2 separate regions of the Mus musculus genome follow, and region 2 is linked to region 1. A link is a loop called in an ENCODE intact Hi-C map of the cell type or tissue named here. Cell type or tissue: left cerebral cortex. All regions are shown on one strand. Each heading gives the region's core, and the rest is flanking DNA. Links, peaks and the distances in the headings are about the cores only.

What was found. Hi-C counts contacts between places; a loop is a spot of excess contacts. Peaks named below come from ENCODE experiments on the same cell type or tissue, not always from the same donor. Only the 100,000 strongest peaks of a DNase experiment are listed, where the experiment ranks them.
Region 2: a loop joins it to region 1, with 2.4 times the contacts of the local background. A loop is called at or near these places in 3 of 42 quality-filtered maps.

The regions. Positions count from the first base shown.
Region 1 is chr10:12,205,971-12,208,777 of GRCm38, reverse strand. No RefSeq gene overlaps it. Among named protein-coding and RNA genes, the nearest start is that of Gm40601, 150 kb to the right of the region's middle. In left cerebral cortex, for the core only: no CTCF peak of the experiment used is centred there; a DNase peak (open chromatin) is centred at 1,307.
Region 2 is chr10:12,018,290-12,021,096 of GRCm38, reverse strand. No RefSeq gene overlaps it. Among named protein-coding and RNA genes, the nearest start is that of Gm40601, 39 kb to the left of the region's middle. In left cerebral cortex, for the core only: no CTCF peak of the experiment used is centred there; a DNase peak (open chromatin) is centred at 1,677; H3K27ac peaks cover 1,179 bases.

The sequences.
Region 1 (2,807 bases), core at 139-2,638:
CTCAGGATGAGGAATTAACACTATCATTCTTTAACACCCTGTTTAGACATTATCGCCTTTTGAAAGAGCTTTTTAATCCCCCACTAGCATTCATATTCACATCTCTCAAATCTTTGTAATTATTAGAAATTGTCTCCTAGTCTGTTCTTCCAAACTTTGAATGCTGAGAGGCTTAGGGCCTTTCTGATCATCTTTGTAAGCACTGTGTGTGGCAGTCTATAAATGAATTTGATGAAAGAACAGTGGAAAAAATTTGAACCATTTCTTTTACTTCTTGGAAAGTAGTTTTTAAATCTTCTAGACTATTTTTTTTTCTTTTTCTTTTTGGCTAAAACAAATAGGAAATTATAGAAAGACTCAAAGATTGGAACTTTAGTACCTGTGGAAGATTTAACAATACTGAACTCAGGAGTTAATCAATCATTGTTTCCTTGCCAGATTAAATGAAAAGATCCAGTAAAAGCTATAAGTTTTTTGAGTATCCTCTTAGCATGAATATGAACTGAAAGTAAAAACAGTATTAAGAAGTAGCATTTAAAAATATTCATTCCTGGTTACAGAGATGACATATGTTCACTGGGATATTTTTTAAGCAATTATAATGAATTTCACCCCAAACACAGACACTTAAAAAAAGTTTTAGATCTATCTATCTATCTATCTATCTATCTATCTATCTATCTATCCTGTGTGTGTGTATACAGTCATCTATAAAGACTTAAAAATTAATTCAAACAATCAAAATATTTCTTAGGAGGCAGCCTCATATCATAGAGAAACCAACACTGTTTGTAGAAGAAAAGCAAAGAAAGTTCACAGCAGTCATTTGTTGTGGCGGTATATGCAGGCACTCCCACTAGGAAGATGGAAGCAAGAAGATAAAGTGCTCAGAGATCTTTGAGCAAATAGTGGTTTCAAAGTCAGCCTCAATTACATGAGACGATCTCAGTAACAGCAACAAGGGGCTTGTTCTCTTGGGGGCCTCCCCCTTTCATTTTTCCTCTTTAAGACACTAAGGGTAGAGAGAACTAGCCAGGGAAATCTCATTTTTAGAAAGCCCAGATTTTCTGTGCAGAAATTCATGTACCTGGTAGCTCTAAGCAATGGGTTTGAAGGAAGGTATTTTAAAAATACACAAAGAAGCAGAAAACATGCTTAGCCTTGAGTTCTGAGCAGTGTCCTTGTCACAATTTGATGGCAACCTCACTCTGAGGGATGTTATTCAACTACTAGTAATCACTGAGTCAACTTCTGAATCACTCCCTGAGACAGAGTTAATTTTCACAGCATACATCTCCTTAAATAGGAATGTGGGAGCAGAGGTGGTTACTAAGCACACAATCATTTCTGAGTTTCTAGGACATGGGTACCAGTGAAGTGCATTTCGAATGTTACAACTAGATTTGAAATAAAAGCATATATCACAAACAATTAAGAGACGATGCAGCCATATATAGGTCTCATGTAATACTCTCTATGTGGAATGCCACAATAAAGGCTGAAGGATCACTGAATTCACAGCACACCCATACACACACACACCCACACACACACACATATATGTATATACACATACTTATATACATAAATATGCATATATGTATCCATCATATATGTGTATGTATTCATATATATATGTATACACACATATATGCACAAGTATATATATTAACATAATGCTCATGTAGATTTAAATAACCAACAAAAGAAAGTTTTGTGTATTTAGGACTTTTGTCAAAATTATGTCTATTTATTTTACAGTAGTTTTTACATTCCAAAATAGGTTTGGTTTATTTTTATTGAGTTTTACAAAAATGACAGCATTGAATCATTTGGCACGTTTAATTTTAATGTAGGAGAGTGGCTTGTTAATTATTAGCATCTTTCCCCAAAGTGTTCGTTCATTCTCTCATTATTCACTCAGTCACTTGGCTGAGGAAAAATGTCATGATAATTGACTGCAAATCCCTCAGTTTAGTTTTTGAAAGCAACAGCAACACTGTCAATGTCTCCTTTGCTTGGTCCGCAGCTCTGCCTTACCCAGCCATCTGCTTGTGTCTGGGTTTAGCAGTTTATATGGACTTTATTCATGGCCACCACTCCTCATGTGCTTCCTGGGAGGCACAGTGAATTTTGTGGAACTCCAAGAAAGAGACAAAACACAGCACCAAGCCCACAAATCTTAACCTCTCTTCCCTTTCCAGTCTCACTCAGAACCATCCATGAACACGTCATATTTTAGCTTCATTTTCCCCCAGATACTTCTCATTCAGGAGGCTGTGGAAGATCTGTCAGTGACAGCAGTAGTAAAACATGGAACCAGCCTATAGATCCATCAACCAAAATGTGGTACATGTAGACAACGAAAATTTATACAGCCGTAAAGGAAAATTAGATGATGAATTTAAAGGGAAAATAGGTGCGACTGGAAATCATGATGCTAAGTGTGATAAGCTTGGTGATCAGAGCAAACAGCATGTTTTCACTTATGTGAGAAACCTACATATAAAACCTTATAGGTAGATATGTGCCTGTCTATATATGTGGACACGTATAATTCACAAAACTAGAGAGGGTGTCATGACAAATGATGAATAGGTCTGACAGGAGGTAGGAAAGAGAGCAATGGGTTATGTGTGGTTAAAAACAGGATAGCCCAATTGGTAGAATAAAAGGGACAAGACAGAATGGGGAGCAGGATACAGGATGCTCTGGGGGAGGGGATTCGAATAAGATCAAATTTTAATGACGCATTTTAAAAGCATCATGATGGAACTGTTGTTTTGTAAGATAACCTTAAAAAATAA
Region 2 (2,807 bases), core at 259-2,758, 190 kb after region 1:
ATGTGGGGGGGGTCACCACAATATGAGAAACTGTTTTAAAGGGTCACAGCATTAGAAAAGTTTATAACCACTGTTTTAGATCTCTCTCTTTCTCTCTCTTGCTCGCTCTCCCTTGTCATCCTCCTTCTTTATCTTTGTTTTGTAGACGTCAGCTCAGATCTTGTGGTAGAGCCAGTGGCTGCTGGCCTCAACCTCAGCTCAAAGGCAAAGTGTAATTATGCATGGAAGGTAGCCGTCATAGGAGAGAGGTATCTAGGTCAACGAGTGCAGGTAAGATGTGTTTTGTTCAATTAACGGAATGGCAGTGTACCAAGCCCTTCTCCCCTCATCTCTAACCAGACACCTGTTCATCTAATATGTTCATTTCCCTTTACTTGGCCAGGTATCATGTGGGGACAGGGACAAAAGGGTGGCAGTTGACATTTGGGAAACTCCATTATAGACACCACTTAGTTATGTTGCCTCTATCTATCATGCTTCTCTCACCTTGCTCTAGGATGAACATTACTATTTTCCTAGCTATTCTCTTTAAAAGCCCCCAAGGCATCTATACTGGGCATGCCGAGGAAGAATCGAGAGGAAGTGAATATAGGGGAAGGTAGTCACCAGCAGTTTAAACACAAGATGCTCCAAGCCTCCAGTAAGTGTTTGTGCTGTCTAGCTACAAACAAATATTTACTCCAGTTCCAAAACAACAACAACAGCAACAACAAAAACATTTTCATTTAACAGTGGCACTATGCTAACCTGGATACTTTTGGGCTCTCAGAGAATGAACCCCCAACCAAAGAGCAAGCATGGGCTGGTCCTAGACCCCTCACACATATGTAGTAGACGTACAACTCAGTATTCATGCAGTTCTCCCAATAACTGGGGCTGGGACTTTCCCTAAATCTGTTGCCTGTCTATAGATCCCATTCCCCTAACTGGGCTGCCTTATCTGTCTAGTCCTGCAAAGACTTGATGTGCCAGGGTGGGTGGACATCCAGGGGGAGCCTCCACCCTGTTGAAGGAGGGAGGGTTGGGGAGGAACTGTGGGGGGGGGGGCACTGGGAGGGCCATCAATCAGGATGTGAAGTAAATATATTAATTAATGAAAAAGAATGGCACTATGACTCTCACAATTCTTTTTCTGTATTTTGCTGATGGAAGAGGCTCAGAGATGTTAGGTAAATTGTTCTCCTTCACCCAGCAGATAAAACAGAGTTGTTAGCTAGTTATCAATCTTTTACTTTCCTCCAGTCCACTTTGACCTTTTAATTATCACTGAGGCAAGGACCTTGAGTAAGGACTGAGTCTCCTACAGCATAACCTTCCCTCGCAGTTTCTGTGATATTTATAGTCTTTACTCACAGTGGCAGTTTCGTGAGAGCTGTCATCTGTCCACTGGGTAACAGTCGTTTGTGAGTTAGTGATACTGTGTTTTTCCATTCTGGCTCAGTCATGGAGCCATCTCATCTGCCATGGGTACCACTTGCTGTTACCATGGCAGTAGCCCCCAGCTAGAGGGCCAGGTTTGCTCCCCGAAAGCCATCGTTCTGTCTGCATGTGGCTTTTGACAGAATGGCCGATTTTCAAGGATGTTAGAAGAAGACAACATTTCCTACCCGTGAGAACAAGACAGCAAGTGCTCTGGCAATCGGACATCACAGTCTTGCTAAGTTTAGCCTTTGGGATGAATCATCCAAGGAGACTGGTACTCGCTCTGGCTTGTTGGCTGTTTTATTTTTAGAAAATCTGAATTCCAGTGAAATCCATTTGGCGGCACATAATCGGTGTGGCTCCAATCCAAACTAGGTAATTAGAGGTCAGCTGGAGGCGATTATCTCCATCTCTGAGCGAGCTGGGCTGAGACGCTCTTCAAAAAGCTTTTAAAGCAACATTTGCTTCCTTGTGACCAATTTAGTGCAAATGACAGTCTTAAAGGCTCTTCTTGCCTCCTCCTAGCTTGGTGTGTTGTCTTTTTGACTCTTCTTGCAGAAAATCAATCTTCTGGAAAAATTCCATCTGAGAGAGAGAGAGAGGGAGAGAGAGAGAGAGAGAGAGAGAGAGAGAGAGAGAGAGAGAGAGAGAGAGAGAGAGAGAGAGAAGACTGACCCTGTGCTAAACTGATGCCTAGTAGCAAGGTCACATTATTTAGAGTGACTCGTGTGGAGGGTTTTTTTTTTTTAATTTTCCATGCAGCTTCACTCCCCCCTCCATGATTAGGAAAGAGATTTCATACGCATGTTTATTCTCTTTTTTTCTTTTAAATATTCATGTGTGCACACACATGCATGTATGTGTTCTTGTGTGTGTGTGTGTGTGTGTGTGTGTGTGTGTGTGCATGTGAGTATGGGTAAAGAGAAGCAGACAATGTGTTGAAGACAGTTCTCTAACACATAGGTCTGGGGCTGAAACTTGGGTTGTCAGGCTTGGCTTACCCATGAAGCTGTCTCACCAGTCAGTCCCCTTTACAATCTGTAACTTTAATGAAACTCCTAAAGAAAGATTAGTGGTGTGTTTTCCTTCAACAGGGGAAAGCAGATGTTAGTGTGTCTGCCGGGCAGGCGGGGCTGTGTCTGTGGAGGGAGGAGAGTGGCAGGGCAGTTAGGTCGTCTGACCTCCCACTGTGCCTCTCCAGGTGTTCAGCCATTGTCCTTGTCCTGCAGCTCTCGCTGAGTATGATTGGGGCTAGTTCTGCACATCTTCTTTCACTGCTTGTTGACAGAGTCCATGGGGCCCCCTGACTACACATTGTCCACATCACATGCTTTACACTTCTTAGTTTTCATTTGCGACAGAGATATCATACCAGGTAGAGCACC